Linked DNA regions of Homo sapiens: region 1 is linked to region 2. Evidence: chromatin loops called from intact Hi-C (ENCODE). Cell type or tissue: gastrocnemius medialis. All regions are shown on one strand. Links, peaks and the distances in the headings refer to the core of each region. The heading gives the core; the rest is flanking DNA. Region 1 holds the start of MIR6506 (microRNA 6506). Region 2 holds the start of LOC105371102 (a long non-coding RNA gene).

Region 1 (16,081 bases), core at 3,646-11,645, 83 kb after region 2:
CCTAGGGCTGTCCTGTGACAAAGACGCCTTGACCAGCCATGAGTCAGGCACCCTGAGCCCTCTTCCGGATCAGGCCTGACCTTGGCCTTCCATGTCTGTTGCTGAACTTGCCGGCTCGCTCTAGAGTCTTAGCTTGAGTCAGTTTAGTGAGAATCCCCTCACCCTTCACAGCTGATCGAATTCCTTATTCCCAACCACTGATGTCTAGATCCTTGGCTGGCCTGCATGCCTATAGCAAGAATCCTCTTAGTAATTTTCCACCCACTGAGCCCTCACTCTGCTCCTAGGCTATGTATTGGGAGTTGGCTCTCTCTCCCCTGTTGCAAGTGTCATGAATATCCATTATAATAAGTGTCGGAATAATTTTTTTCTTCAACATCTGAACTGGGGTAAGATGATCATTATGGGGGTGCCAACATCCTTCAGGGACTTTAACCAGTCAACCATGCAATGCTAACAGATAAAGGTCAATTTTATCCTGTTACTAACTAAATACCAAAACTGCTTTGAAAAATGTGTGGCTATGTAACTTCAGCAGATTGGATGACTTGCTGGAGTCCTTTCCCTCGCTCTCCCCGACCCCAAAGCCGTTTCTCCTAGAATTTCACAAGCTCCTATGTCTCTGCTTTTCCTCTCTTACCACTGCCGTCAGCTCCAAGCTTGAGTTCCGAGGCTGTGTGCGATTCGGGCACCTCCAGGATGCGCTCGCCCTCCGAGGGCTGGTTTTCATGATTGGCAGGGGAGAGACTGAGTGAACTCAAACGACCTACAGGACAAAGAGCACCCGTCAGAGAGAAATGTCAGTGAGAGAACCGTGATTTTTTAAGGGGGGAGGGGATGGGTGCTTACTTACTTTTCATGTCATTTTTTAACACTACAATTCTCTTATGACCATGTCCTTTTATCCAGACCACCTGCACACAAGACATACTACTGGTTAAGCAGCGGAAAAGGAGGGGACAGAAGCCCTAACATTCAGGAAGAGTGTGACCTACGGAGCCTGCCTTAGGCTAGAATTTAGGAGCTGAGTTACTGCCAAGAAGCATGTTTCTCTACTCTCTCCTTAGCTTTTAAAGCAACAGAAGCTGACAGAAACATACCCCTATAAAAAGCAGAGTAGTTCAAAAATCATGAGACACAGTTTCAGAAATATCCTTTATAATTCTTAAAAAGACTGTCTTCCAAACACCAGCTTTGGCATATAAATTAAGGTAGTTCTCACATGAGAGCTCTTTGCCATTTTTTTGCAGAAACTGAACAACCACCTAAAAGAATTAAGAGCAATCTCTCAGACCCTTTAAACTAAGTTCATTATCAGCATCTTAAAGTCCTCTCCCTGATGGTGCCGCTCTCCATCTCAGCCAAGCAGAGTGGTAGTAGTGGAGCTAGGCTCCCAGGCCCCCTACATGTGCACACCGTCGCCAGGTCACTGATCTCAGCTCCCAGGCAAGCTTTGCCTGGGTCCTTCCTACTTCCTCTATTCTACTATTTTTACTCTGGCTCAATCCCTCCATCTAACACTGACCCAGACCTCTGCAGTGGCCAGGATCCTAGCCCAGTTCCCTTCTCCATGCCTGCTTCTCTCGGCTCTACCATGGACAGCACCACTGGGGTGCTTTTCAAATGCAAACCTGGGCTCCAGCTCTCTCCAACACAGTCCTCCCTCCTTACCTGGAGGAGCCACGCCCTCCCTAACCGAGCTCTCAGCTCCCTCTTAGCCTCTCGACACTCCATGCCACTTGTCACAACCCTGCATCTGCTCATGTCATCATCCCCTTTGCCCAGAATGCTCTCTCCCCTCCTTGTCACGTGCTTCCCTCAGGCACATCCTTGAAGGTTTTGCAACAGGCTCCCCAGGCTTGGGAAGTGGGCCCTGACACGGCCCTCCTCAGCGCGCCCACTGCCCTGACCGCCCTGACTAGTTGCCTGCTTGGGGGTCTTGACTCTCCCATTAACCAACACCTTTCTAGAGTTACAGCCTGAAACTTACTCACCTGGCATATAGGGATTTAATAAAGGTTTACAGAAAGAATCAAGGAGAAATGCTAAAATCATTTACTTTAGACCAACAGTATGTTTTGAAAGGATCAATTCAAAATGCCTGCCGTTCCATTATTCTGGCAGCATTTTATTTTTCTGTTCAGGACAGTTAGCCTGTGGCTGTTCAGAAGATGCTCTCCCGGAAGCTGAGAAAAATGCCCACCTGTGGAATTGCTCCCAAGAGCTCCTCCACGCTGCTGTGGCCGTAGGTCTTGGGCTGCAGAGTTTCTCCGACATACTTGGTATAGGCCATGGAAAACTCATGAAGGAAAATCTGCTGGTAGTGGTAAGTATGAAGTAAAGACCGCACATTCTTTGCAAACAAATACAGACTTGTGAGCTTCACACATTCTTCCATCTTATCATTAGTGAAAACCTGGTTAAAAAGAAAACGCAGCATTAGAAATATTAGTGACTGGCCCTGCCCCGTGGAAAGTGAAGGCCTCCCACTGAGGGAAAAGGCCCAGAGTTGAAGACGAAGACAAAGAAGAAAAAGAAGGCAACGAAGATGAGAAGATGAAGATGAAGAAGGAGACAAAGATGACGAAGAAGAAGGAGACGACAAAGATAAAGAAGACAACAACAAAGAAGATGAAGACAAAGACGACGAGACAAAAACGAAGATAAAGACGACAAAGATGAAGACAAAGAACAAGAAGACGAAGACAAGACGAAGACGACGATGAAGAAGACGAAGACGACGATAAAGAAGACGAAGACGACGAATTGGACAAAGACAAAGATGAAGAAGATGAAGATGACAAAAAAGACAAAGAAGAAGAAAGGAGGAGGAGGAAGGAAAGAAGGAAGAGGAGAAAGAAAAGGAGGAGGGATATATTCAAGGATTTCCTCCAAGAGAAGGCTATAGCCTCCAGCAAACTTCAGTTCTATTTGCAAGTCGAAGGCTGCAGCGGTCTGAAGAGACAGTGTGTGAGTAGGGAAGAAATCGGGGGAGGCAAACTGTGTTGGCAAATCACGGTACACACAGTGAACACTGGGGCCATTAAACTGCACCTCCAAACCAGTTTTCCAAGAAACACTGTGATAAGAGGATGACACTAGCATTCTTTAAAAACACATCAAAAGCAACAAGAAACAAACACAAAACCCTTGTGTATGCAGGGTAAGGAAGCAGATTTCTTTACCACAAACCTTTTCAAAGTGTTTAACATGCTATGGAATCGCCAAGAGAAAGGATATTCCCAATCTTAGCTGGACAGGGAAAGTCCTTTGTCCTGAAATATGCATTAACACCTGTCCAGAACTGGTGTTCTTAGGATAGATATTAACAGAGTTTAGAAAATGCTGGATGTATATCCTTTCATTATTTAATGATGTGTCCCACAGTTAGATGATAATGGCATATCATTCTTTTAAATTGCTGGAGCTCATTTGTTAATATCTTATTTAGGATCATTTTAAGGGACTATCTTATGTTTTTGGTATTAAATTTATTTTGGCTTCGTAAAAATAAATGGTAAGCTTTCCTTTTTTCTTTTTCAGCAGCCTAGAACAGTATTTTTTTTCTTGGGGATGGGTTCTTGCTATGTTGCCCAGGCTGGCCTCAAACTCCTGGGCTCAAGTGATTCTCTAGCCTCAGCCTTCTTAGTAGCTGGGATTATAGACGTGTACCACCTTGCCGGGCCCCAGAATGGTTTTTTAAAAGGTAGATTTATCTGTTCTTTTAGGGTTGGTTGAAATTCAATTGTTATCTCACTTGGTCCTGATGCCTTTTTCACTGGTATATTTCAGTGATCTTTTATAGTCTCTTTTATGGTAATTGGTCTAATTTTTAACTTCTTGAGTGAATTTTGGTAACTTATTTTTTCCAGGATTTCATTTATTTACTCTAGGTTTTTATATCTGTCGCCCGAGAATTGCATGCAGTATTCTCTTAAGATTCTCTCAATCTTGGAGCGCCATTCTTGAAAGGCTGCCTGGGGGACTGGCTGGCCAACCTTCCTTTCTGCCCTCACCTTACTCATCTCTCTCTTCAAGCCACCACATAAACCATCTCATTCAGAAAGATAAAACAGTAGCGAAATCCATCCTGGAATGGGACAAACACACCCCAGAGCCAGGATCAGGAGACCAGGCTTTCATCCTAGAACGGGACAAACACACCCCAGTGCCAGGATGAGGAGACCAGGCTTTCACTGGCTTCTGCCACCCATTTAGGCAGGGCTGCTTCACTGCCTGAGGTCTCGGCGTGTTCATCCATGAAATGGTCTCTCGGGTCCCTTCCAGCTCTACACACTCTAATCTAGACCATCAGGTAATCCGGAAATGCCCAATCGATAGTTTTCAATGATAGTTCTAAAGAGCCATTAACGTGCCTACCTCAACCAAGTATGGCAGGCTCTTCAGCAGTTCGGTCAAGGTCATGAATCCATATTCACAGGGGTTAAGGGGAGTGTTGTGGGTACTTTCGTAATGTCTCTTGAGCTCCTCAACAGAAAGATGGGTGGTTCCTTCCCAAGACATCAACAATACCAGCAACTGGGCAGTGAGAGATCGCAGAGACTTTCGGTTGATCAGCTGAATCTGTCTGCCAGATTCTATATCGGCAACCTGGGGAAAACGAGAATTCACACTTTTCAGAGCTCAAGAGAGACACCCTAGGTTATACCCAACTCAGCTCACTTCATTTTGGTTAATGAGACCAACAGATGAAAAATCTCTAATTTTTTTCTCTTACACTGAAATAAAGCAAGTGGGTTTGTTTTTAGCGTCTTTGGGACACCAGACCAACATGGAAGCAGAAACTGTCCTCCCCCTGCCGGTCCATAACTGAAAACTCTCAACAAGATAATAATGGGGGAGGAAATTGCATCATTCTCTTTATTTTTCATTCATTCTTTCCAAACCCCACTATAAGAAGGACACAGACTGGCCAGCTGATGGCCAGTGGTCCAAGCTTGTGAAGTGTGGGTTGCTGTGCTCGAAGGGGGGTAGGGATGGGGAGGCTAGACTCTAAGCAACACTCACATGGCTTCTGTGCAGACCCGACTTGCCCATATGCGTCCCCAGGGCGGGCTGGGGAGGTGAGAGAGGGCCTACTCTGATTACAAGGCAAGCTGCATTTTTCTAGTCTGCTATTACTCACCACAAAGCTGGTATTTTCATCTGACTAGTAACTGTCCACTCCTCAATTATTTCAGATTCTCAAGGAGATAAAGGGTTTAAGCGGTTAAATGCGCTGAGAGGGAAACCTTACAAAAAAGACAGAGATTGTCACTTGGGGACCAAACACCATGTGAAGAAACACGCATCTGGTGACTGAGCCAGCAGGCTGTGGGTGGCGAGGGTGAGGCTGTGGCGTGAGCCTTTCCTGGCACAAAAACAGGCAGAGCTTTGGCACACACACGGCTCCGGCACTGCTCTCACAAACCAATGCTCATCCTGACAGCTTGTTTGCCCCCTTTATCTGGTTTTCCTGCCAGGGCCAAAGGTCTTGGCAGGGCTAAGTCACCACAAGTTGGCACTCTTTGGACCGTGGATTCTGAGAGGCAGAGAGAGGTGGGTGGCACTTGAGGAGCCATCCCAAGACCAGGGCATCTTTATCTGGTTCTGACATGTGCCCAGAGCCAAGGCAGGAGGGAGGCTGGCAGGGTCCCACCCTACTTATCATGATTATGGGACTGTATAGATTTCCTCCTCAGAAGCGGGTTTAATCAACCAACCGATACAAGTCCAGGGGATCCCAGTCATCTTAGCCACCCAGACCCCCACCATCACTACAGCTGCTTAGGAAAGAAACCAAACCAGAGCCTGCTCCTCTGGTGCGACTTGGATCCATCCCTTGATTCTCAATCCCGGCTATGCATTAGAATTGCCTGGGGAGCTTTTAAAAACACCAATGCTCAGAGTGTGCTGGGACTAATTCTATAAGAATCTGAAAGGTAAGGTTGGAGAAGCTCCCAGGAGACCCAGTGGGCAGCCAGGGAGGCACCACGGAGCCTCTCTCAGCTCTCCCCATTCTTGCTGCTCACACCCCAGCTGCCCACCCATCACACTCACCCAGCAAAGCCCTAGGTCATGGCGTGGGGTCTTCCTATCCACCTGAGTCCACCCCTTTCATCATCCTGGGCAACTGAACACCCAGGGACCTGTCCCACACCACAGCCGTATAGCCTTTCAATGCCTTGCCTCTGTCATCTCCGACGACATCCTCCTGTGTTCAATTTCACTGCAGACACCCATCTCCAGGGTCACAGTGCAAACCTGTCATTACCCCATCCAACATAAATCATTCAAACCTCCTGAGCATCCCACTTGCAAAAGCAAGTCTGGAGCTGCTGTTGGGGTGGGAGTGCAGAAAGAGACTCTACCCGCTCAACTCCGCCCCTTCTCAAACCTCAGCAGCATCACTGCCTCCTATCTGCTCCCAATTTGCCAGCCCACTCCCTTGCTTCACTCTCCTCTTTTGTCATGCTGGCACTGACATTCTTGTCAATATTTAAATTCGCTCATCCCATGCCTTTTCCTGACGCCCATCGGTAAACTCCCACCTTGAATCCAACCACCTGCTTTCCCTGAACCGACACCTGCATAGCCACACCCCAACTGCTGCTCTCCCAGAGTCTACGGTGCCAACTTGCAGTGAGCTCTCGATACCCCTGCACTCCACGTGACATCCTGATCAAGCCACTCTCCACTCACCATGACAACTGTGGACCTTCTCCCCACTCCTAAGTCCTGAGCCCTGCCTCTCCTCTCTCTCTCTAAGCAGAGATCAGTCCCTCTCTCTAGTGGAAAACCACTCTTGGAAGAGGACTCCCTTCTATTCCTGATGATAAACATCAGACCTGCCCATGCCTGCCCCCAGCCTATTGCCCTGTATACTTCCTCCTTCCTCTGTGTGCTGTTTCCTAGTCTCCCACACCTCAAGGCCCTCCTGTCTTACCCCTTCTCGCCCTTGTATGTTCATCTTCTCTCTCTAGACAGATCCACATCAATGGCTTTCAGACATGCTCAAGTTTTTCCAGGTAGGAAAACCAACAGCCCAAATCCTCCCTTGCTCCCTCAGCCCCACAGCCTCTAGCTGCTGCCACAGCCCTCCATCTTCACAAGCAGACAAACCAGGATGCTGTCCAGATGACCTGGGCCATTTTCTCACCTCTCCTCACTCCTCACCACACTCCAAGGTGGCTTCTGTCTACACAACCAACACTGCCACTGACCTGGCCAGCAGCACCGACTCTTCCCACTGAGCTAAACCTGGAAGTCAGGCAGTCCCTCTCTGACCAGCCCTCCTGCGATGCTGCTGGCCATTCCTCTGCCTTGGCTCAGGGATGTTCGGCTCTCCTGGTTGTGCTTCCTGCTCTCTCACCTCCTCCTCCAACCAATCAGTACCTAAGGAGAGCTCTGAGCGTTCCTACCTCTGCCAAGGTAAGAACGTCTTCTTAGCTGCAGTCCAATACATTAAAAAACAGTGGGGGCTGGGTGCAGTGGCTCATGCCTGTAATCCCAGCACTCTGGGAGGCTGAGGTGGGCGGATTACCTGAGGCCAGGAGTTCGAGATCAGCCTGGCCAACACGGTGAAGCCCTGTCTCTACTAAAAATACAAAAACTAGCTGGGCGTAGTGGCGGGCGCCTGTAATCCCAGCTACCCAGGAGGCTGAGGAAGAAGAATCTCTTGAACCTGGGAGGCGGAGGTTGCAGTGAGCCAAGATCGCACCACTGCACTCTAGCCTGGGCCACAGAGCAAGACTCCAACTCCAAAAAAACCCCACAGTGGGAAGGAAAGGGAGAGTGAACCCGTTCTGGCTGTTTACGGAATTAAATGACACAGAAATGTGTGCAGCTAGTAATGGGCCTGTAACTGAGGGTGCCGTCCTTCATGCTTCCCTTTCCATTCCTTCCTCCTGGCAGTGACTTCTTCTGGTCCTGTGGGGGAGGAGGCCGAAAACTGGCAGCTGCTCTGCCTAGGACAGGAAGGGTCAAGTGCAGTCCAGGACAGCAAACAGCACGAGCTGCCCTCTCTACTACAGCTCTGCCAGTGACAAAGGCCACTCTGCACCCTCGCTTGCTCCTAAGCCTACTCCTAAGTGGGTGAGAATGTGGAGGGAGAGGACACTGTGTGATTACGGGCTCCCAAGAACGTCACAGGCAAAACTCACACTGGAAGGAGTCAAGCTCAGGCCAGCAGTGCTGAGGCAGCTGCACCTCATGACCGAACCCTGGGGTGAAGAGTGACCTCATCAGTTCACAAAGGCATTGCTTTGGCAAGGCCATTCAGAAACACACAAGAGGAAGACCAAAACTCTCAACTTCCAAACCAAGGCTTCTATTACCTAATAAGCACTAATGACACAAAACGAGTCATAATGCTGTGACAGTTAAGTAGTTCAAGGTGTAAATAAAGAAACGCTACAGCACACGCAAACGTCCTAATGAGAATTAGGTCACTGTGAGTTTTATCCCATGAGGGAAAAAAAAAAAAAAAAAAAAAAACATTTACCTTCACGACATGGCAGAGTTTCTGAGTTAAAGCCGAAATGGAACTGACATCATAGTCTTGGAGACGAAATGTATAACCAAAAGTTTTAGCATATTCTGTAAGGAGATCTGTCATCATAAGGCAGTTATCTTTTTGGGACCGAAGGAGTTTAACAAACTGGGCAGCTAGAGCTTTGAACCGCTCCACCTCTGTCAGAGTAAGGATCTTTTCTTCTCCACATTCCAATACCTTTGAAAACACACGGGGGGAGGAAAGGGAAAATAAACAAATCACGGGTGTTTACAGAATAGCAAAAAAAGTATGCAGCTAGTAATGAAAAAACAAGTCAGCGTTACTGAATGGGTATAAAGTTTCAGTTGTGTAAGATGAAAAAGTTCAGAAGATCGGTTGCATAACAATGTGAATGTGCTGACCACTACTGGACAGGAGATATAAAGATAGTTACGAAGGTAAGTTCTATGTTATGTGTATTGTGCCACAATAAAACAATTTTTAAAAAGCACTTCAGTAGTAAAAAAAGAAAATAAAATCAACAACAGAAATTTGGTTTAACTTAGCAACAGCGAACAGCTTAGCACTGATGTTACCTCATGTACTCAGACCTACCTTCAACACGAAGGATTTTAAAAGTATAAAAGTAATGAACAAATATTCAGTGTAAGAAATCAGCAGGTGTGGTGGCTCACGCCTGTAATCCCAGCACTCTGGGAGGCTGAGACAGGCGGATCAACTGAGGTCAGGAGCTCAAGACCAGCCTGGCCAACGTGGTGAAACACCATCTCTACTAAAAATAGAAAAATTAGCTGGGCATGGTGGCGGGCACCTGTAATCCCCAGCTACTCGGGAGGTTGAGGCAAGTGAACTGCTTGAACCCGCAGGCGGAGGTTGCAGTGAGCCAAGATTGCGCCATTGCACTCCAGCCTGGGCGACAAGAAAGAAACTCCGTCTCAAAAAACAAAAACAAACAAACAAAAAAAAGAAAACCTACTGAATCTTTTTTTCAATAATTACCCCCAAAACAAGTTTGAATAATCCTTTATTGAAGGAAAAAGCCATATTTATCTAAAAATACTAATGAGTCAGGAATATGGCTTCTCTGACTGGAATAGCTTAGATTTTCATCCTCTTTCGTAACTCCCTACTTCCCAGAAAAACAGGTCTGGAACGTGAAAAAGTATTTCCTATACGTTGTTCAGAAAAATACTTTATAAAATTAGAATTTCTTCACTCACTTGTAAAGTATCAGGTATGGCTTCAAAAAGTTCAAGTAGTTTGGTAAACCCATAGTACGCAAGTTTGCACTGCCGGCCAAAGTGGTGATGGTAAGAAGGGATAAATTTATTAAAGGGCATCCGGAAATGGGGTTGGTGACGCAGCAAATCAACGACATCCTTGGAGAACTGTTTTGTCCTTTCTATTTCATCCTGAGTGCGTTCTTTTAAAAAAACCAAAAAACATAAAATCACAGTTTTTTTCTACCCATTTGTGTTCAACATCCACACTAGAGTAAATCCTTTTGGGAATTTATAAACGATATCATCCTTGCCTTCCAAACACACACAACCTAAAACAAACACATATACTCTTCCCTCTTTGCAAGTGGTTCTCAAACATGTTCCAGGGCAGAACACCAGGAAGTTATGATATTATTATATTATGAAATTCATATATATTCATCTTATAAGCTAGAAACAATGTCATCTTATAAGCTAGAAACAATTTTCTAGCCCCTGCCCCATATCTATTAACATGACACACACCCAGGTCCCTGTACTTAAGCAAGTACTCTAGAAATTATTCCCATGAAATCACGCTTCTGAATATCCCCACTTTTTTTGTTTATTCATCTGATCTTCAGTTAAAACTTGCTAGCAGAAGAGAGAATCAGGCTTCAAAAGTTGAACAAAAATAAACAGGAGGGAAAGCTTAAGCTGAGATTGTTTCTATTAATTTTTAAGTGAGAATGGGCCCTGGAATTCTATGATTTCATGGACATCAATGTTCTGCAGGAGCACCGTTTAAGAACCAGATAATAGAAGGAGGATACGACCATACAGTCACCCCTTGGTGTTCTCAAGGGATCGGGTCCAGGACCCTGCCTGGATACCAAAATCCGCACCTACTCAAGTCTTGCGGTCTGCCCCGCGGAAACTGCAGACACGAAAAATTGGCCCCCAGTATCCATGAGTTTCGCATCCCTCAAATACTGTACTTTCTACCCGTAACTGGACCTGTGCAGTTCTGACTTCAACTATTAAAATTTGAAAGGCAAAAGAAAAAAAAACATTCGAGTTGTCTTCCCTTCTCAAGTGTGCACAGTAAATAAAGTAGCTCAGAGTTCAACAGAAGAGCAAAGCCAACAGGCACGGTGACAGATTCTCAACTGGATGACTAAGGCTCATGTAGCCACAGCCAGGCTGCAGAAGGCATTTGAGCAAAGTGCTGATGATGCCCCTTTTTCCCCTTAGAGTCAATTCTAAAAAGCCAGCCTGCTTTTGTTCTTGAGAACAGCTTCACCTACTTTGAAGAACACAGAATCCAAAGAGCAGCAGTTTTCACACTGTGCTTTCTGTGGAATCTTCAGGAAGCACGGACAGGGAGGGAAAACCACATCTTCCATGCCACACTATGTTAAAATAACAGGAGATAGACAATATCCTTCCAGCAAATGTTAAGTCACATACCTCTTTTGGGGATACAAATCACCATTTCATTATCTTGTTGGGACAAGCAGATGGTTGTGTCTGGAATCTCTGATACGATGTCAATCAACTCACAAACACCATATTCAGTGACATCCCAGTCCTTTGAGAAACACCTAGGTTTTAACAACGGAAGTGGATACGGAATGAGTAGTATCATCGGTAGAAGAACTACAAGTTTTCCGGCCGGGCGCTGGGGCTCACGCCTGTAATCCCAGCACTTTGGGAGGCCGAGGTGGACGGATCACGAGGTCAAGAGATCGCGACCATCCTGGCTAACATGGTGAAACCCCGTCTCTACTAAAAAATAGAAAAAATAAGCCGGGTGTGGTGGCGGGCGCCTGTAGTCCCAGCTACTCTGGAGGCTGAGGCAGGACAACGGCATAAACCCGGGAGGCGGAGCTTGCAGTGAGCCAAGATCGTGCCACTGGGCGACAGAGCGAGACTCCGTCTCAAAAAAAAAAAAAAAAAAACAAAAAACTACTACAAGTTTTCCAAAAGAATGCTTAATAGAAATACTAGATAACTATTTAGAGTTTGGCAGAAGATAAAATGTCCTAAAATATTTACTTTCATTTCTGTTCTTTTCATCAACTCACCAGTGATAAGCCTGTGAGAATTCTCTCACAATGACCTGTTTGCTGGCCTGGGATTTGAGAAGTTTTAGTAAATCCTGAGTAAAGCGCTTCACCTGGGCCCTGTGGGTAAGGGTCAGCAGACGTTTGGAGCCCATTCCAAGAATCTGCAAAGCAAATAGTTTATTTATACACATAAGACCTCAGCAGACAGCGACTTCCTTGCTGCTGGCTCACCCTCTCGTTACTAGCCTCAGAGCATGACTCCCTTTATGTAGAATGTGTGCAATTTGAAACACATGTCGATCAACAAAATGTAGTTGGTCAAAAGGAACAAATGTCCAAGGCCTTCTGAAACTCTTATCGTTTTTGGCCTGGCACACCTTCTCCCAAACAGTCGTTGAGTATAAAAATGAAAAGTGTAATCTTTTGAAAAGAAAAGTCGTGAGTACAGAAATGAAAACTGTATTGGTTGTCCAGACAAATTGGTCTACAAGTTTTTCAAGCCGTTTTTAGTGAGTGGGAAGCTGTTATAACACTGTGAGTTAACTGGTAAAAGTCTTCATAGGATCCAGTGCTACACTCTAGCCCAGTAACTTGTCTCCAACTAGTTAAATTTAGAAGAAAGGTTAAGCCCTTGACTCTCACATAGGCACCAACATACAAGTATGTGGCTATTCATGGGAGCTTCCTTGTAATCATGAACAGTTCTGGAGAAAGCTGTGCTGGGATGAAGAAGGTCTATAGAGCTTAGAGGGAAAATACTCCTCAGTCCTCCAAGGAGTTCCTCTAAAACTGGAAACTAGCAGCGTTCTGAAAAATTGAGAAGCCGCCTGTGTGTGTTATTCCTGCCCTCTGAAGAAAGTTTTTAGTGGATGTTCTGCCCAGAACTGACTTCTTAGGAATTAAACTGTTTCTTTGATGGAGGCAGCCAAAGCCATGGAGGAACATTCCTGCCTGTAAACAAGTAATCCCGTGACACGCCTTACCTGCAATACATGAGGCACTGCTTCTAATAACTCAATCAGCTTGGAGTATCCGTAGTCTGACACTCGGCACTGCTTTGCAAAATGATGGTGATAGGATGGGATGAAATGACTGATGGGTATGACACAAGATGGCTGGCTTTTCAGCAAGTCAATCACTTCTCTACTGAACTGGATCAGCTGGGGGTTACCTACAGGACTCTTCGAACGCAGAAGCCAAGGGTCTAGAAGAAAAAGAACGTGTATAAGACAGAAAGCACAGATTTCACCAGCTGAAAGAAGGGAAAATGGCCCTGCAGTCCCTGGCTTGAGTTCGATCATGGGGAAGCAAACAAAACCAAATACAGTAGCTGCTTTACGTCTCAGTTTCTATATTCAGGTCTCATAGTCCAATAACTAGCTAACTAACTTATTCACGGGCTGTCAAATGCTGTCCCACTAATCCTCAAAGTTAAGCGGCCAAGGTAAAGCAGAGTCTACTATAGTGTTATTTATAGCAGAAGTCAAAGTACACAAGAAGCTCCCAGTTTAGAAACTAGTTATATTTCCAAGATCCTTCTGAAACTTGGTCATGTGGAACGTACCTTTCCACAAAGTTATAAATGGTCATCAGGTAGGTGGCCCAGAAGAGCAAAATTAATCCATAGTGGAGCTGAAAACGTTACCCAGAAAACCACAGAAAGTGATAATGTTGTAAGATTAGCATGACATAAAAGGGTGTAAGGAACAGGTTTTTGCACCATCTTGACTGCTTATACCTATTAAAAAGGTATAAGTAATCAAACGGAAATCTTTATAGAAAGGTGGAGAGGCTTGCTGGTCGCGGCGGCTCATGCCTGTAATCCCAGCACTTTGGGAGGCTGAGGCGGGCGGATCACGAGGTCAGGAGATCGAGACCATCCTGGCTAACAAGGTGAAACCCCGTCTCTACTAAAAATACAAAAATAAATACAAAAAAATTAGCCGGGCGTGGTGGCAGGCACCTGTAGTCCCAGCTACTCAGGAGGCTGAGGAAGGAGAATGGCATGAACCCAGGAGGTGGAGCTTGCAGTGAGCCTAGATTGCACCACTGCACTCCAGCCTGGGACACAGAGCGAGATTCCGTCTCAATAAATAAATAAATAAATAAATAAATAAAATAAAATAAAATAAAATAAAAAGTGGAGGCTTGTGGGCTCATGGCTTAGGAGAAAGGAGGAGTGGCATAATCTATGGCCCCTGAGAAGTCTAAGACAGAGGGAAAAGAAAGGAGGTGTCCCGTAAGAAACCTGAGTACACACATTCCTAAGAGCAGGCTGACTCAGAAAGAATTCCTTGGTTATCCTCACCTTTTTTCCTGTAGGGTAAGGGAGGTGGGAGAAGCAAAAGTGTTGGGGACAAAGAGGAGGAAGTATGTGTGTATACACAGGAAGGCAACAAGTAAAGTGTCGTTCACGGGCAGCAGCCTTGGATATCTGCAACTCAGGACATGCCCGTAACTCAGACACTCACCCAAGTCTAGGTCCAAATACCTTGGTCTTTTAAATTTATTTTCACATTTATCAAAGTCCAAAACGTGGACCAAAATGACTTTCGAAGGTAAATCTGCATTAAGTGGTATTTCCTTCAAATACCTGAAAGTACTTTTTTTTTTAAAGACAGAGTTTCGGCCAGGTGCGGTGGCTCACGTCTGTAATCCCAGCATTTTGGGAGGCTGAGGCGGGCGGATCACGAGGTCAGGAGATCGAGACCATCCTTGCTAACACGGTGAAACCCTGTCTCTACTAAAAATACAAAAAAAATAGCCGGGCGTGGTGGCAGGCGTCTGTAGTCCCAGCTACTCGGGAGGCTGAGGCAGGAGAATGGTATGAACCGAGGAGGCGGAGCTTGCAGTGAGCTGAGATCCGGCCACTGCACTCCAGCCTGGTGACAGAGGGTGACTCCGTCTCAAAAAAAAAAAAAAAAAAAAAATCCTGGGCGCGGTGGCTCACACCTGTAATCCCAGCACTTTGGGAGGCTGAGGCGGGCGGATCATGAGGTCAGGAGATCAAGACCATCCTGGCTAACAAGGTGAAACCCGTCTCTACTAAAAATACAGAAAAAAAAAAAAATTAGCCGGGCGTGGTGGCGGGCGCCTGTAGTCCCAGCTCCTCAGGAGACTGAGGCAGGGGAATGGCGTGAACTCAGGAGGCGGAGCTTGCAGTGAGCCAAGATTGTGCCACTACACTCCAGCCTGGGCAACAGAGCAAGACTCCGTCTCAAAAAAAAAAAGACAGAGCTTCACTCTTGTCACCCAGGCTGGAGTGCAATGGCTTGATCTTAGCTCACCACAACCTCTACCTCCTGGGTTCAAGTGATTCTCTTGCCTCAGCCTCCCGAGTAGCTGGGATTACAGGTGCCCACCATCATGCCTGATTTTTCTATTTTTAGTAGAGATGGGGTTTCACCATGTTGGCCAGGCTGGTCTTGAACTCCTGACCTCAGGTGATTTACCCACCTCAGCTTCCCAGAGTGCTGGGATTACAGGTGTGAGCCAACAGGCCCAGCCCCTGAAACTATTTTTAAAAGGTCAGTCAACTGGCAAGCCAAAAGCTTCACAAAATTAGGTTGCTAAAAGGATCTGTAAATGTGAAATTTGAGTTTCAAATTTTTTACATAGCTTATGTTGGTACTTTCAAACTGGCCAGGTGTGGTGGCTCATGCCTGTAATCCCAGCATTTTGGGAGGCCATAGTGGGACGACATCTTCAGCTCAGGAGTTCAAGAGCAGCCTGGACAACACAGCAAGGCCCTATCTAAAAAACAAAGTCTAGGCCGGTTGCTGTGGCTCAGGCCTGTAATCCCAGCACTTTGGGAGGCGGAGGCAAGTGGATAATGAGGTCAAGAGATCAAGACCATCCTGGCCAATATGGTGAAACCCTGTCTCTACTAAAAATACAAAAAATTAGCTGGGCGTGGTGGCTGGTGCCTGTAGTCCCAGCTACTCGGGAGGCTGAGGCAGGAGAATCACTTGAACCCGGGAGGCAGAGGTTGCAGTGAGCCGAGATCGCACCACTGCACTCCAGCTAGGCGACAGAGCAAGACTCCGTCTCAAAAAAAATAAATAAATAAAAAATAAAACAAAGTCCAGTAACGCCAACCCCTCAAGCATTTTAGGAATTTTCAAAAGATCAAAGGACACATCCATGGTGTTTTCACACTTGGCAAATTGTGCTGCTGTTTAAAATAAAAGCCAATAGCCTCCTCTGGTCTCATAGTGGACAGGTGGTAGCTCCAGGACAAAATACCTGACACCTACCAGTGTTGGGAGGCGGGGGCTTGTTGTGAATCCATTTAA
Region 2 (16,081 bases), core at 3,478-11,477:
TTTTAAAAATTGGGCTTTTGCCGACAAACAGTGAAAGGTTACAAGCAAAACCAAACCAAACCAGAGGTTAAGAGGCAACCTGGCTGGAAAATTCCCTGCGCTGCCTGTCAGCTCACCCACCCACCCACCCTCCACTGGAAGCAGCAGGAACATCAAATCTTTTAGGCAGGCTAGGCCCCTCCCCTATTCTTTCACTGATTTTTCACAACACCAAGAGGCTGAGTCTGTGATCATCCCATTTTGCAGATGAGGAGACTGAGGCTTGAAGAAATGAAACAGCCTGCCCAAGGCCTCCCAGCTAGTAAATGGGGAGTTAGGGTTCAGACTCAGCTCTTTCTGCTTTTAAAACACCTCTTCTTTATAAATTTTTAGTTACTTATTTAGATAAAGGGTCTTGCTCTGTCGTCCAGGGTGGAATGCAGTGAGGCCGTCATAGCTCACTGCAGCCTCGAACTCCTGAAAGCCCATACTCTCACTGGGACGTTATATGACCTTCCCTCTCGCCACATAAAATGAACTGCAGTATTCACAGCTGTCATTTATCCAGCCCTTTGCATGTGCAAGACCGTGAGCTAAATGCTTCCCATGCATAATTCCTTTTCACAGACATCTCTGAGGAAGGTTCTAGAACATTTCCACTTCATGGCTAAGAAATATCTTCCCTTTTGTCTGGAAATAAGCTAAAATGATACGTGAGCATTCAGAAACAATCCTTTCCTCCCTGTGTTTTAAAAGGAAGACAGAGAGGCCAGGTGTGGTGGCTCACATCTATAATCCTAGCACTTTGAGAGGCGGAGGTAGGTAGATCACTTGAGGCCAGGAGTTTGAGACCAGCCTGGCCAACAGGGCAAAAACCCGTCTCTAGTAAAAATACAAAAAATTTAGCCACGTGTGGTGGCGTGCGCCTATAATCCCAGCTACTTGGGAGGCTGAGGCACAAGAATCATTTGAACCTGGGAGGCGGAGGCTACAGCGAGCTGAGATTATACCATTTCACTCCAGTCTGGGCAACAGAGAGAAACTATCCCAAAATAATAATAAAATAAAAGGAAGACAGAGAACATGAGTCTTGCTTTTAAGTAATCAAGATCAAGATCCCTTTGTTTAAAAAAAAAACTACAAAAATACAAAAAATTTAAAAATACAAATACAAATTAAAAATTTTAAAAATATATATTTATTTTTATTTACCTAATGGTGCTGCTGCAGGAACAATGGTTACCACTGTGCACTTACTGACCTTTACTGTGTGCGCGTGTGTGTGGATATTTGTGTGGATGTGTGTGGATGTGTGTGGATGTGGATGTGTGGATGTGTGTGGGGGTGTTCGTATGTGGGTGTCTGGATGTGTGTGTATATGTGTATTGTGGATGTGTGTGTGTGGATGTGTGTGGGTGTGTGGATGTGTGTGTGTGGATCTGTGTGTGTGTATGTGTGTGTGAGGATGTGTGTGTGCATGTGTGGGTGTGTGTGTGGATGTGGGTGTGTATGTGTGCGTGTGGATGTGTGTGCATGTGTGGATGTGTGTGTGGGTGTGGATGTGTGCGTGTGTGGATGTGGGTATGGATGTATGGATATGTGTGTGTGTATGGATGTGCACATGCCTGTCACTTAGCCCAGGCTTAAGGACAAGAATAACTAGCATTTCTTAAGAGGCAGCTCTGCAGTAAGCTCTTGACTTGTGATCTCATTGAATGTCCTCATCTAGCCCATGAATCTGACCACTTAGGGACAAATGTCAACAGTAGACCCTAGGATAAATCAAATTATCTAAAGGATACAGAAGGACCTGAGTGTTGTTAGGACATAGATCAGGGATTCTGTGACATTTTCCAGGGGAGGGACCCCCTTCCAGGCCCCCAGATGTCTTGCTGGAATGGAGTCCTACAGACAGTATTGGATGGTGATGACGCTCCCCAACCAGGCTCAGCCTTGTATGGTGTGTAGCTTGCCCAGTGGTGCACCTGCCTCATCAATCTCAGAGATAGACGGTGGACACTAAGGCAACCAGGACAAAGGACACAGTATGCTCAGATCTGCACAAAGTCCTCATCCATCATCCTCAGCCCTCCAGGCCAACAGGCTTTGAGCCAAGGCCCTGCTTGAATTCACTTTCTTGGCTGTTCCTCAGAGATGGTTTTTCCCGAAGCTGTGGGGCTTATCCTGTGAGTGTGTCCTGTTCTTATCTCCATTTTGGATGGGAAGTAATGGGAGGTTACAAAATTTGCCTGATGCTGCATTAGCTAATAAGTAGCCAAGCTAGGATGCAGTCTGACTCCAGAATGTTTATTAAGTGAATCAGGGAAGGAGGGAAGGGAGTGGGAGAGAAGGGAGGGGGAGAGGGAGGGGAGAGGCGGACAGGGGAAGGGAGGGAAGGGAGGAAAGAAAAGGAGGAAGGAAGGAAGCTTTGAGTATAAACTACCAAGATAATTCCTTCAAGTTTATAAACTCCATGAGGGCAGAGACCTTATCCAATTTCCTCACAACGTCTTCCCAGCATTTGGAACAATGCCTGGCACTGAGTGTCATGAATATTTGTCAAATGTGCAATAAATTATTCTTTCTCACTCCATCCTTACCCCAACAATCCTCTTACACACACACACACACACACACACACACACACACGTGAGACACTCTTGGCACAGAGTAGGAGAGAAAAAAATTTCAGACCCTACTGATCATTTTCAGGCTCAGGCGAGGAAGCTTTAAGTGACAGGAATGTGACAGCCCTGGGCTGAAAGACTCCCGGTGGCCGTAGTGTAATAGCCGCGGTGAGATTTGTTTTGTCACACCTGCTGCGAAGTAATCACCTTAATGCCCATCAGCTGCTGCAGAGACCATGTGAGTCAGCCCCTATTTCATGGTTGAGAATGTGTCTCACTTCCAATGCTTCTCGCAGCATTAACTCTTTTATTTTTATTTCTTGTGACAGAGTCTCGCTCTGTCGCCCAGGCTGGAGTGCAGTGGTGCGATCTCGGCTCACTGCAACCTCCGTCTCCTGGGTTCAAGCGATTCTTGTGCCTCGGCCTTCCAAGTAGCTGAGACTACAGGTGCCCACCACCATGCCCAGCTAATTTTTGTATTTTTAGTAGAGACAAGGTTTCACCATGTTGGCCAGGCTGGTCTTGAACTCCTGGCCTCAAGTGATCTGCCCTCCTTGGCCTCCTTGGGATTACAGGTGTGAGCCACTGCACCCAGCCTGCATTGACTCTTTTAAGCATGAGTCCGGGGGGGACTGCCTGCCCCAGCCCCAAAGCTCTGGCACCCTCACATTTAGATTATTTCATGGGCTTCCTTTTTCTCAGCTGATTTAACTTGTCCTTTCCCCCAAGATCCACAGCCCCTGCCTGTTCTTCCTCTTTTCCTGCCACGACAGTGAGGAAGAAGAGGAGGGAGATTTCCCTACTCCCAGGGAATGGTGAGAACTCGGGAGATGTGGGATCAGAGGTCATCATCCTGGCTCTCTGACGTCCTTGGTCTGTGACCTTGGACACATGAGGGAGCACACAGAGTTGCTGTTTCCCGCGGGCACTGATATGCCACCCTGAGTGCTACGTCCCCTGCATGCATTCACCCCTTAATTTTAGCTTCTTGAGTCCTCGCAAGAACCCCAATAGAGTAAGTTCTATCTCTTTTATTTTATGAATGAGGAAATTGAGGTCGGAGAGGCAAAGTGACTTGTTCGAGGTCACCAGCTAGGATAAAGTAGTACCAGGATTTGAACCCAAGGTGTCTGTCTCGTGGGGGCAGAGCCCTTAACCTTAAGCTGTTCTGTTATCTTTATTCTCAATGCCAGGACCCCTTTTCTCTTTGCCTTACTCTTTTACAACGCAAGGACAAACCCCCGATTAGATGCCCCCAGTCCCACACTTGGTCTTGTCTTGTTCTGCAATGTTGAATTGTGTGTGGTGGAACTTGGACAGATTTTACTAAGTCAGGCTTTGGACTTTTCTGTACCATTGAAACTGACCCAATAGTCCCATCATAGATGTTCTTTTTTTTTTTTTTTTTTTTTGAGACAAGAGTCTCGATCTGCCACCCAGGCTGGAGTGCAGTGGGGCACGATCTGGACTCACTACAAGCTCCACCTCCCGGGTTCACGCCATTCTCCTGCCTCAGCCTCCCGAGTAGCTGGGACTACAGGCGCCCGCCACCACGCCTGGCTAACTTTTTTTTGTATTTTTTAGTAGAGACGGGGTTTCACCGTGTTAGCCAGGATGGTCTCGATCTCCTGACCTCGTGATCCTCCCGCCTTGGCCTCCCAAAGTGCTGGGATTACAGGCATGAGCCACTGCACCCGGCCCATAGATACTCTTTTGGATAAATACAGAAGTTGACCTTTCTGATCTTAAAGCTTGAAGCCCTCATTTGTCTTATCTGAGTTATTTCCTCAGGAAGGGACCCCCAGGCCTCTCAAAAAATATCAAAGAACTGAAACTCACCAGATTACCACATCCAGAGATGAGATACCAGACCCCTCATTCATCATGATTGCTTCCTTGCTCCTCCCGAGTTCCTGTTTTCTTCATGATTGCTTCCTTGCTCCTCCCGAGTTCCTGTTTTCTTATACATTGTTACATTTCTTCCCTGCTATGTAAACTCCTAGTTTTAGTTGGTCAGGGAGATGGATTTGAGACTGAGCTCCCATCTCCTTGGCTGCAGCACGCAATTAAAATCTTCCTTGGCAATACTCATCTTGTCAGTGATGGGCTTTCTATGCGGCGAGCAGCAGGACCTAGACCAAACCCCTGGTGTTTCAGTATCACCATTTCTCTGCACATAAACTGTTTATTTCAGAGACCAAAATGATGAGCTCCAATGCAGACAGTCAAAGTTTGTGAAGTCAGTCTGCTGGGAATGTGCTGTAGAAAAAGAACCCGGTTCCCGTAATAACTCTTAAGGCCCACAACAGTTGGCATTTACAGACCCCTTATTGTGGACCTAGGCTTGTGCTAAGCCCTTTACACACATGCTCACATAACCCACATCAAATGCTTACTAACAGAAAGATGCATCAGGAACCACCCCAACCCAGGACACCCACTTGCCCTGAATCAGGCCCAGGAGGTCAAGTTCACAGACCAGCCATAAGTGAGCTCCCAGCAGGCAGGTGTGAACTCTGAGTGTGCTCCTCACTCTGAATTTCCAGTGTGTGTTCCCTTGCTGACTTCCCTTTGCTTGACCCCTGGTTTCCAATGTGCAAAATGGCATTTAGAGATCTCTTTCTTGAGGCTTGGCAATTTTATCAACTTTACTGGAACAGGGCAGTAACACAAAACTGCCTCCGGAAAACAGGCAGCAAACATCTGGCAGATAATGCTTGAAACGCCTGTGTTTTCTCACTTCTTGACCCTATGTTCCACCCACCTCCTAGTACCTCCCACTGCTACCCCATCTCCCTACCCATCCTGCCCCCATCTTACTGCAGGCAAGAACTCTCAGAGGCTGTCAACAACCTCAGACTCATTTTCTCGCCTTCCTTCCAGCACTGAATCACATCATTAGTTTTTAATAATTCTTCTTGCAGCCCCTCTGGCTCGCTTCAGCTTTTCCACATCTAGTCTACCAACCCGCTCCTGCTGTTTATCTGGGTTTCAGATAATTAAGTATCTTTGGCCTCCACATGGGGCAGGGGTGTGGTTATCTTCCTTTTACACCCGCTTGCTGGATTTTCATAAAAAGGGATAGCATGCCCTGCCACTCAGCTTGCTCTGGGCAAAAGCAGGTTTTAATCAGCCAGAGACAGAACTGCAGCAGGCAGGGAAGGTAGGCGTGCGAAGGACATATTTCAAGAGCACAGCCTTTGAGTTCCAATATTTCCAGAGCCTGGGCTTGAAATCCAGTAACTTCGTTTTATTAAGAGGTACCAAGTGTGGTAAAGAGGACAGGCCCTGGGAACCTGGCAGAGATTCAAAATGGGGTAATAGTGCATGCATTGTGTTGAAAACCACACACACACACACACACACACGGAAAGTGTGTGCATTGTAGATAGCAGTTCTTTTAAAACATTTTCTATGCTGGCTAGTTTTCTAGTGTTTTATTGTTTTGATTCATATAATCCTCACTATCACCATCCAGGCAGAAAATATCACATAGCCTTTATTTTATAGATGAGGAAACTGAGGCACTGAGAGGTCAAGTCTCTTGCCCATGGTTGTACAGTTTCCATGAAATAGCATTCTAAGTCCAGATGAAATGGGAAAAGTTCCCTTGTCCCCCTCGCAGGGTGTGTGATGTCGGAGTGGCTCGCTTCTTCAGTGCCCCGCTGCTCAAACCTCTAGGGGACCATAGAGATGGGCCAGTTGTCGGGATCTGATCCCACGGCAGTGTCTAGGGGTGGATGTTTACAACTCCTGAAGCTTCAGTGTGTGTGTGTTACATGGTGCTCTTTTAGTTTTGCTATCTATAGGCGGCTTGTGTTAACTAGCTCAATTAGACCCTCTACGTTGTCCCAAGGACAGAGGGCTTTCTGTATCCTGGGTTCTTGCCTTGGTGCACCAGAAGAATCGGATCACACCTGGACTTGGAGAATGAGAGCAAGGTTTTATTGAGTGGAGGTAGCTCTCAGCAGATGGGGGAAGCCAGAAGGGGATGGAGTGGGAAGGTTTCCCCCTGGAGTCAGGCCGCCCAGCAGCCTGGGCACTCCTCCGACTGCCCAGGCCAAACTCCACTTTGTTCCGCCAGTAGATGGCCTGCCAGCATCTGTCATGTGCTCTTCTGCCAGCGTGTTCCTCTTGACGTCTTCTTGACATCCAGACGCTTGTGTCTTCTTTGCCGATCTGCAGCTCTTGACGTCCAGCAGCTTGTGTGTCACCTGCTAGGGTCTTGGGGTTTTTATAGATACAGGATGGGGGCATGGCAGGCCAGGGTGGTCTTGGGAAATGCAACATTTGGGCAGGAAAACAAAAATGCCTGTCCTCACCTAGGACTGTGGGCACAGGCGTGGGGGTGGAGCCCTTACCAGGGACCACACCCTCCTCTACCCAGCACTTCCCTTCCTTCCTTCTGTAGCATTTAAAGCGACCATGCCCTTCCCTTCCTATCACCTCTCTTGCATATCACAGAGTCCATGGTCTCAGTCATCAAGCTGTGGGGTCTCTCAACTAGCTTTGAATTCTACTTCTTACCAACTGTGTGGCCTGGAGCAAATACTTTGTCCTGTTTCAGCCTCGGCTTCCCCATCAGTACAAGGGGGACAGTGATATCTCCCTGCAGCATCATAGCAAGGGATGAAAACAGACACAGGTATGAAATTGGGTGGCCCTTCCTAGGTAGTAAGCAATTCAAAATTCCCTTCTTTCCTTTCATTGTTAACATTGTGCTTCGTGGGAGAGTAGGGCATCAGGGCTGCTTATGGTTGTCTCCAGAGAATTCCCAGAAAATATTCCTCTCCCCAAGAGAAGATGGGATTCACTGTGGTTTCCTTGAGACCCTCTTGGGAGGTGCCAACTCTCTTGAGAGTGGCTCTCAACCATTAAGTGCAACTCTACCCTGGGGCCTTGATTTTATTATGATGATTATTTAAGATTTTTTTATAAACCTGCATTTTTTCCCCTTTAATGAGCTGATAATTCTGAAGTCTGTTAGGAAGAGCTTCAAGCCAAGGGCAAAATGAAGCATGTGCGTTTATGTAACTTGACACATTTCAGCCACATTCAGGAGCTCTGCGTCACTTTAGTTGCACACAGGGTTTTAAATAGCATCTTCCAGGAACAGGTCACCATTGCCGGGGCCACTGTACATATCGGATGGGAAGAGATGCCCTTAATTGCAGAAGATCTAAGAAGCAGTTTGTCTTGGACAAAATATACAAGAAGTTGGGGTGTAGGGGAGGGAAAGGAAGGAAGAAGAAACGGAGAGACTAAAGGGAGGAGAGAGGAGGGAGAATTTCTAAGCTAGACTTCTGAATGGAAGGACCCTCCTCCTGAATTTCTAAATGTACTGGGAGGTGGGGAGGAAGGTGGGAATCTGTGTTGATTGAATGGAGAAATACATGTTAGTCTGGGCGCAGTGGCTCATACCTGTAATCCCAGCACTTTGGGAGGCTGAGGCAGGTGGATCACCTGAAATCAGGAGTTCCAGACCAGCCTGGCCAACATGGCAAAACCCCATCTCTACTAAAAATACAAAAAAATTAGCTAGGCATGGTGGTGTGCACCTGAAATCCCAGCTACTCGAGAGGCTTGAGGCACAAGAGTTGCTTTAACCTGGGAGGCAGAGGTTTCCATGAGCCAAGATTGTGCCACTGCATTCCAGCCTGGGTGACAGAATGAGACTCTGTGTCAAAGAAAATAAATAAATCAAATAAATGTTCTGTACTTGACAAGCTCTTGCTGCTACGAGTTGCCTTTCATGGTCAGAACAAGTTTCGAGAAGGAAAATACTCTCTAGAAGTTCCGTCTTCCTAGAACTGTATTACATTCTGCTCAGAGGACCACCTCTGAACCACCTAGACTCCATTGGGTTGGGAGGGAGATTACCATGTAAGACCCTGGTGATTATCAATTTTATGCATCAACTTGAGTGGGCCACAGGGTTCCCAGATGTTTGGCCAAAGATTCTTCGATGTATGTGTCTGCAAGAGCATTGGTGGATGAAATTAACATTTGAATTGGTAAACTGAGTAAAGCAGACTGCCCTCCCTAATGTAGAGGTGGGTGGGCCCCGTCCAATCAGTTGAAGGCCTGACTACAACAGAAAGGGTGAGTAGGAGGGAACTCCTGCTGCCTGATTGCTTGGGCTGGGACATGGGTCTTTTCCGGCCTTTGAACGCAAACTGAAACATCAGCTCTTCTTGGGTCTTGAGCCTGCCAGCCTTTGGACTGGAACTTAACACCGTCAGCTCTCCTGGGTCTCCAGCTGCCACCTATAGATCTTGGGACTTCTTGGCCTCCAAAATCCCATGAGCCAATTCCTTATCATAAATCTTTTTCCAGGCCAGGTGCAGTGGTTCACGCCTGTAATTCCAGCACTTTGGGAGGCCAAGGTGGGCAGATCATTTGAGGTCAGGAGTTTTGAGACCAGCCTGGCCAATGTGGTGAATCCCTGCCTCTACTAAAAATACAAAAATTAGCCGGCTGTGGTGGCGTGTGCTTTCAGTCCCAGCTACTCGGAAAGTCGAGGCAGGAGAATCGCTTGAACTTGGGAGGTGGAGGTTGCAGTGAGCCAAGATTATGCCAGTGCACTCCAGCCTGGGCAACAGAGTGAGATCCCATCTCAGAAAAAAAAAAAAGAAAAAAGAAAAGAATAAAGAAAAAACAAATAAAATAAATCTCTTCAGTAGTATTGGTTCTGTTTCTCTGGAGAACCCTGACTGATAGAGCCCTTTTTATTCTCAGAAATTTTCATTTGGATAGTTTATCAGGTTAGCAAAGACCTAGCAAGTTGGATAAAATGAAAATATAGGGAAATTGGCCTTATCTCTTTGGAAAACAGTTCATTGTTACCTAGTAAAGATGAACAGGTGATTATAACCTGCAGTTTTGCTCCTGGGTCTACCCCTGGTTAGCCAGTAGCTTCATGTGGCTATTTCAGTTTAAATTAATTAAAATTAAATAGCATGTAAAATTCAGTCTCTCGGTAGCCTGAGCCATATTTCAAGCACTCATTAGTAAATAATGGCTAGTGGCTACCCTATTGGAAAGCATACATTTGTATAGGACATTTCTATTGTTGTAGAACATTCTATTCACCAGCACTGCCCTAGAGAAACTACACATGAGCATCAGGAGGCATGTTCCAGAATGTTCATAACTGCCTCGTTTGTGGTCTAGCTGTACCACAGAATACTATACAGCAGTGAAAAATGAATGAGCAACAGGTATGAACATGAAAGCATCTCAAAAACAAGATGTTGAGCAACAGGTTTATATAAAGTGTATAAAAGTAAAAAATATAGGCCGGGCGTGGTGGCTCACGCCTCTAATCCCAGCACTTTGGGAGGCTGAGGTGGGTGGATCACAAGTTCAGGAGATTGAGACCATCCTGGCTAACACGGCGAAACCCCGTTTCTACTAAAAATACAAAAATTAGCTGGGTGTGGTGGTGTATGCCTGTAGTCCCAGCTAGTCGGGAGGCTGAGGCAGGAGAATCGCTTGAACCCAGGAGGTGGAGGTTGCAGTGAGCTGAGATCCCGCCACTGCACTCCAGCCTGGGCAACAGAGCGAGACTGCATCTCAAAAAAAAAAAAAAAAAAAAACTAAAAAATATAATTGTTCCGGGCTTCATATATGGGTGGTAAATGATAAAAATAAAAAGCATTACCACAAGTTTGTGATAGTGCCTACCTCTGAGGGAATGAGAAAAATATGAGGGAATGGGGCACACGGGGCCGTCTAAAAGTCACACACAGATTTTTACTTAAGTAGGATGTTGGGAAAATAACTGCTTTATTATTCCATAAAAATAATATAATAATAATTCTATGAAGTATGAAATAATAGTAAATAATAATAAAATATAATAAATCATATTTTATTATATTTTATTATTATTATAGTATATTTTATATAAATTTTACTATAAAAATAAAACATTTTATGCACACTTATATGTAGTTTGCACACACACTTCTATTTTTTAAATTGTGGCAAAATATATATAATATTTACTATCTGAAACCATTTCTAAGAGTACAGTTCTATGTCATTAAGAACATTCATACTGTGTGTAACCATCACCATCCCTCCCCAGAATTTTTTTCATCTTCCCAAACTGAAACTCTGTACCATTCAACACTCACTCCCCATTTTCCCTTTCCCCTGGCTCCTGGTAACCAGCATTCTGCTTTCTGTCTCTGATTTTGATGACTCTACATACTTCATAAAACAGGAATCAGGCCAGGCGCTGTGGCTCACGCCTGTAATCCCAGCACTTTGGGAGGCCAAGGTGGGTGGATCGCCTGAGCTCAGGAGTTCGAGACCACCCTGGGCAACATGGTGAAACTCTGTCTCTACTAAAATACCAAAAATTAGCCAGGCGTGGTGGCGCACACCTGTAGTCCCAGCTACTCAGGAGGCTGAGGGATGAAAATCACTTGATACCTGGAGGCAGAGGTTGCAGTGAGCTGAGGTTGTGCCACTGCACTCTAGCTCAGGCTACAGAGTGAGAATCCGTCTCAAAAAATAAAATAAAAAAAAAAGAAGTGGAATCACACGGTATTTTTCTTTTTGGACACACATTTCTAAGGGGAAAATGCTGAGAAAGACAGGCAGGGGAAGGTACAGTATCTGATATCTCCACTTAAATGTCTCAAAGATACCTGTAACTCAATCTGTCCAAGTCAAACTCATGATCCCCCCATCTAGTCCCAATACCCACCAGCCCTAGCTCAGCAAATGGTCAAGCATCACCATCTATCCATGGAAATCTCAAATTCCAAAATTAGACATCATTCTTGACCCCTCCCAACCCTCCACCTCATATATTCAGTTCATCATCAACTGGTGTTTGTTTTACCTCCTAAAATAATGCTCAGCTGTCCATCTTTCTCCATCTCCATGGCCACCACCCAGGTTCACATGCCCATCTCTGTCCTGCAGCCAGAGGGATTTTCTCACCATGTGAATCTGATTATAACTCTCAGATTTAAACACTGTCTTAGTCCGTTCCTGTTGCTGTAACAAAATTCCTTAGACTGGGTAATTTATAAATAGAAATTTAATTCTCACAGTTCTGGAGTCTGGCTGGGAAGTCCAAGATGAAGATGCCAGCAGATTCCATACTTAGAAGGGCTCATTCTCTGCTTCCAAGATGGCGCCTTGCTTCTGTGATCTCCAGAGAGGAAGGGCACCGTCTTCTCACAAGCAGAATGGACAGAAGGGCAAAAAGGACTGAACTTGCTCTCTCGAGCACTTTTGTTAGTGCACTGATCCCACCTCCTAATGGCCCTCACCCCTTAATACTATTGCATTGGAAATTAAGTTTCAACATGAATTTTGAAGAGTCATAAACATTTACACCATAGCAAACACCTTCCAGAATTTGTTAGCATGATAAAGCCCATGAGATCTTGCTGGATCTGCTCACACCTCTTCTCCAACTTCTTTTCTTCATCCATTCCTCACCCCCAGCTCCCTCCCTTACACACACACACCACTCCCTTGGGCCTCCTTTTAGTCTCCACCTCCCCACCCCCCGATACACACACCAGGTCCCCTCCTGCCGTGGGGGCCTTTTTGTTTGTGATGTTCCCTCTGCCTGGATCCCTCTCCTCCCACCCCCCTCTCCTTCCCTGGTGCTATGATCTGAATGTTTGTATCACCCCTAAATACATATGTCGACATCTAATTCCCAATGTAATAATATCAAGAGGTGGGGCTTTCAGGAGGTGATTAGGTCATGAGGGCAGATCCTCATGGATGGGATTCGTGCCCATGTAAAAGAGGCCCAGGGTAGCTTGTTTCTCCCTTTCACTGTGTGAGGACACAGTGAGAACTCACTATCTATGAGGAAGAGGTCCTCACCAGACACTGAATCTGCTGACACCTTGATCTTGGACTTTCCAGCCTCTTTTACCATGAAAAATAAGTGTTTGTTTGTTTGTTTGTTTGTTTGTTTGACGGAGTCTAGCTCTGTCGCCCAGGCTGGAGTGCAGTGGTGCGATCTTGGCTCACTGCAAGCTCTGCCTCCCAGGTTCACGCCATTCTCCTGCCTCAGCCTCCCGAGTAGCTGGGACTACAGGCGCCCACCACCACGCCCGGCTAACTTTTTTGTATTTATTGGTAGAGACAGGGTTTCACCGTGTTAGCCAGGATGGTCTTGATCTCCTGACCTCGTGATCCGCCTGCCTCGGCCTCCCAACGTGCTGGGATTACAGGCGTGAGCCACCGCGCCCGGCGGTGTTTGTTGTTTATAAGCCACCTAGGCTAAGAAAGGGAGAATGGCAGCCCAAATGGACTAAGGCACCTGATAAACTCTGTCCCCTCGAGGACTGAGATCTAGGGCATTTCTGGAGGGACACCTTCCCAGCACTTCCCCAGTCCCTGTCCCATTACCATCCCTGCAATCCTTTCCTTAGAAGCCTTTTGTAAATTTGTGTTCATTGGTGTGAGTGTATGTTCAATATCTGACTCTCCTCCTAGATGCTGACCTCCATGAGGACAGAGGCTGAGCTATTTTCACTCCCAAAAATGTTGACGGTACCCAGCACACAGCCAAACTCAGCGTAGGCACTCTGAGTGAAGATTGATTGAATGAATTAATGAGGGCTCATCTTCCTGCTTCTCCCACGGTCACATAATCTCAAGGGTTCCCTTCCATGTGGCAGGTCTGGGTGGTGAGAACTGCCTGGCTCTCTGATGGTTAGGGTGAACAGTGGGTCCATTCATAGGAAGGAACAGAGTGATAATGCAGCTAAGTGCGTTATTTTCCTGTGGCTACTGTAACAAACAGCTGCAAATGTGTTAAAACAACACACATTTCTTTTATCTTACAGTTCTGGAGGCTGGAAGTCTGAAATCGATTTCACTGAGCTGAAATCAGGTGTTGGCAGAGCCGTGCTTTCTGGAGGCTCTAGAGGAGAAGCCTCTTCCTCATTCATTCCAGCTTCTAGAACCGTACTCTTTGCATTTCTTGGCTTGTGTTTCCCTCCTCCATCTCCGAAGCCAGCAGCATGGCATAGTCCAGTCCCTCTCGATTGAGGTCATCCTGTCGCCTTTGCTCTTCTGTGTCAAATCCCTCTGTTTTTCTCTTAAATGTATGCCTAGCATTCCATTATTGGAACACTAAGCATGTGGGAGTTATTTATATGCTACTTCTCAAGGCTATCACCAGGTCTGATTTCTCAAATTCAAAAAATTGCAACCTCAGGCATAAATGGGTAGGGGCACTTGTGATGACATTGAGGGCCCACCTGGATAACCCAGGATGATCTCCCCATCTCAGGACCCCTTAATTTAATCACATCTGCAAATTTCCTTTTTAAAAATATATATTTTTCAGAGACGAAGTCTTGCTCTGTTGTCCAGGCTGGAGTGCAGTGACACGGTCATAGCTCATTGCTTCCTTTAATTCCTGGGCTCAAACAATCTTACTGCCTCAGCCTCCCAAGAAGCTGGGACCACAGGCACGTGCCACCACACATAGCTAATTTTTGAATTTTGTAGAGATGGTGACATAGTTCGGCTGTGTCCCCACCCAAATCTTATCCTGAATTGTAATCCCATAATCCCCATATGTCATGAGAGGGACCCGGTGGAAGGTAATTCAATCATGTGGGTGGTTGCGCCATGCTGTTATCATGATAGTGAGTTCTCATGAGATCTGATGGTTTTATAAGCATCTGGCATTTCCCCTGCTGGCATTCATTCTCTCTCCTGCCGCCTGGTGAAGAGGAACCTTCTGCCATGATTGTAAGTTTCCTGAGGCCTTCCAAGCTATGTGGAACTGTGAGTCAATTAAACCTCTTTTCTTCTTTCTTTTTTTTTTTTTTTTTTTTTGAGACGGAGTCTCGCACTGTCACTGGGCTGGATTGCAGTGGCTCAATCTTGGCTCACTACAACCACCACCTCCCGGGTTCAAGCAATTATTCGCCTCAGCCTCCCAAGTAACTGGGATTACAGGCACCCGCTGCCATGCCCAGCTAATTTTTTTTTGTATTTTTAGTAGAGACGGGGTTTCACTGTGTTGGCCAGGCTGGTCTCAAACTCCTGACCTCGTGATCCGCCCACCTCAGCCTCCCAAAGTGTTGGGATTACAGGTGTGAGCCATCACGCCCAGCCTTAAACCTCTTTTCTTTACAAGTTACTCCTTCTCGGGTATTTCTTCATAGCAGCATGAGAATGGACTAATACAGTTGGGATCTCATCACCTTGCCCAGGCTGGTCTTGAACTCCTAGGTTCAAGTGATCCTCCCGCCTAGGCCTCCTAAAGTCCTAGGATTAGAAGCATGAGCCACCATGCCTGGCCCAAAATCCCTTTTGCCGTGTAAGGTAACAGATTCATAGGTTCATTAGGACATGGATATCTTCAGGGACCATTCTTCAGTCTACCATATTGAGTGACCACAGCAATTCATATAAGGGCCAAGCCCAGAGCAGGAGCCACAGTGTGGCAGCAACAATGACAGAGACGGCCCTGGTGAGGCTGGGGAAAGGGGAAGATGACACACTACATGGGGCACCCTCATAGCTTCATCCTGTGCCGGGTTCTCATCATTTTTTTGAAATCTCCCAAAAAAGAAGCTTCTTAGAAAGACAGGGCAATAGATACCAGTAAATTGCATGTACCGTGGCCTGGCGATTAAGGGTTTTTCCATTCCCTTTGCTTATTTCTGGAAAGCTGCTGATGTGAGTGGCAGCAGAGATTGAGAAGGGCTTGTCCCTATCACGTGATGGTCTGAATTGAATAGGATAATGCTTGGCTGAGCCTCCTTCCCACATTTTCCTTCAAATAAAATACCAACCCTTTCTTGACAGTTCTAGGACAGGATGCCCAAAGAGAAATGGGAGGGAATAAAACTGCAAGTGACTTAGCAGAGCTGCCTTGGTGTTTTGGGTCTACACAACCAGATTCCCGAGCACCCCCTTAAGGCAATATCCTGACTTACATATTTCATGTTATGTAATTGGCTGCTATTCATTGAGCCATCAGTTACTTAGATCTTGTTGTCTCCTGGAATTCCAGTCTACTGTGTCTGTCCTCAGTCCCCTAAACTCCTCGGGGATCTCAAGTTATATTAGATCAATCCAAGACATTCCTGGTTGGGTTCTGCCAAACGTGGTAGGATCCCTGTTTTGTTTTTTTGTTTTTTTTGTTTTTTTTTGAGACAAAGTCTCACTCTGTCACCTGGGCTGGAATGCAGTGGCTTGATCTTGGCTCACTGCAACCTCTGCCTCCTGGGTTCAAGCGATTCTCCTGCCTCAGCCTCCCTAGTAGCTGGGATTACAGGCACCCGCCACTGCTCCCAGCTAATTTGTATTTTTAGTAGAGACCGGGTTTCACCATATTGGCCGGGCTGGTCTTGAACTCCTGACCTCGTGATTCGCCTGCCTCGGCCTCCCAAAGTGCTGGGATTACAGGCTTGAGCCACTATGCCCGGCCTTTTTTTTTTCTTTTTCTTTTTTTTTTTTTTTTT

Evidence for each region. A loop is a pair of places that touch in the nucleus more often than their neighbours do. Peaks named below come from ENCODE experiments on the same cell type or tissue, not always from the same donor. Only the 100,000 strongest peaks of a DNase experiment are listed, where the experiment ranks them.
Region 1: a loop joins it to region 2, with 5 times the contacts of the local background. A loop is called at or near these places in 7 of 110 quality-filtered maps.

Annotation. Positions count from the first base shown.
Region 1 is chr16:15,599,788-15,615,868 of GRCh38, forward strand. MARF1 (meiosis regulator and mRNA stability factor 1) reads right to left here. Exons shown (of 27, transcript NM_014647.4): 16 at 16,043-16,081; 17 at 12,770-12,990; 18 at 11,805-11,947; 19 at 11,188-11,321; 20 at 9,736-9,938; 21 at 8,504-8,731; 22 at 4,381-4,611; 23 at 2,204-2,416; 24 at 854-914; 25 at 641-766. It overlaps MIR6506 (microRNA 6506), which reads right to left and starts at 11,308; the gene lies at 11,243-11,308. RefSeq lists enhancers at 1-637, 10,685-10,979. In gastrocnemius medialis, for the core only: no CTCF peak of the experiment used is centred there; DNase peaks (open chromatin) are centred at 5,394, 8,104, 9,303 and 10,887; H3K27ac peaks cover 5,529 bases.
Region 2 is chr16:15,516,481-15,532,561 of GRCh38, forward strand. The region is part of intron 2 of MPV17L-BMERB1 (MPV17L-BMERB1 readthrough); the gene reads left to right. All of the region lies in intron 2 of BMERB1 (bMERB domain containing 1), which reads left to right. LOC105371102 (a long non-coding RNA gene) reads right to left here and starts at 4,531. Exons shown (of 3, transcript XR_933129.3): 1 at 4,446-4,531. In gastrocnemius medialis, for the core only: no CTCF peak of the experiment used is centred there; DNase peaks (open chromatin) are centred at 6,731 and 7,701; H3K27ac peaks cover 3,384 bases.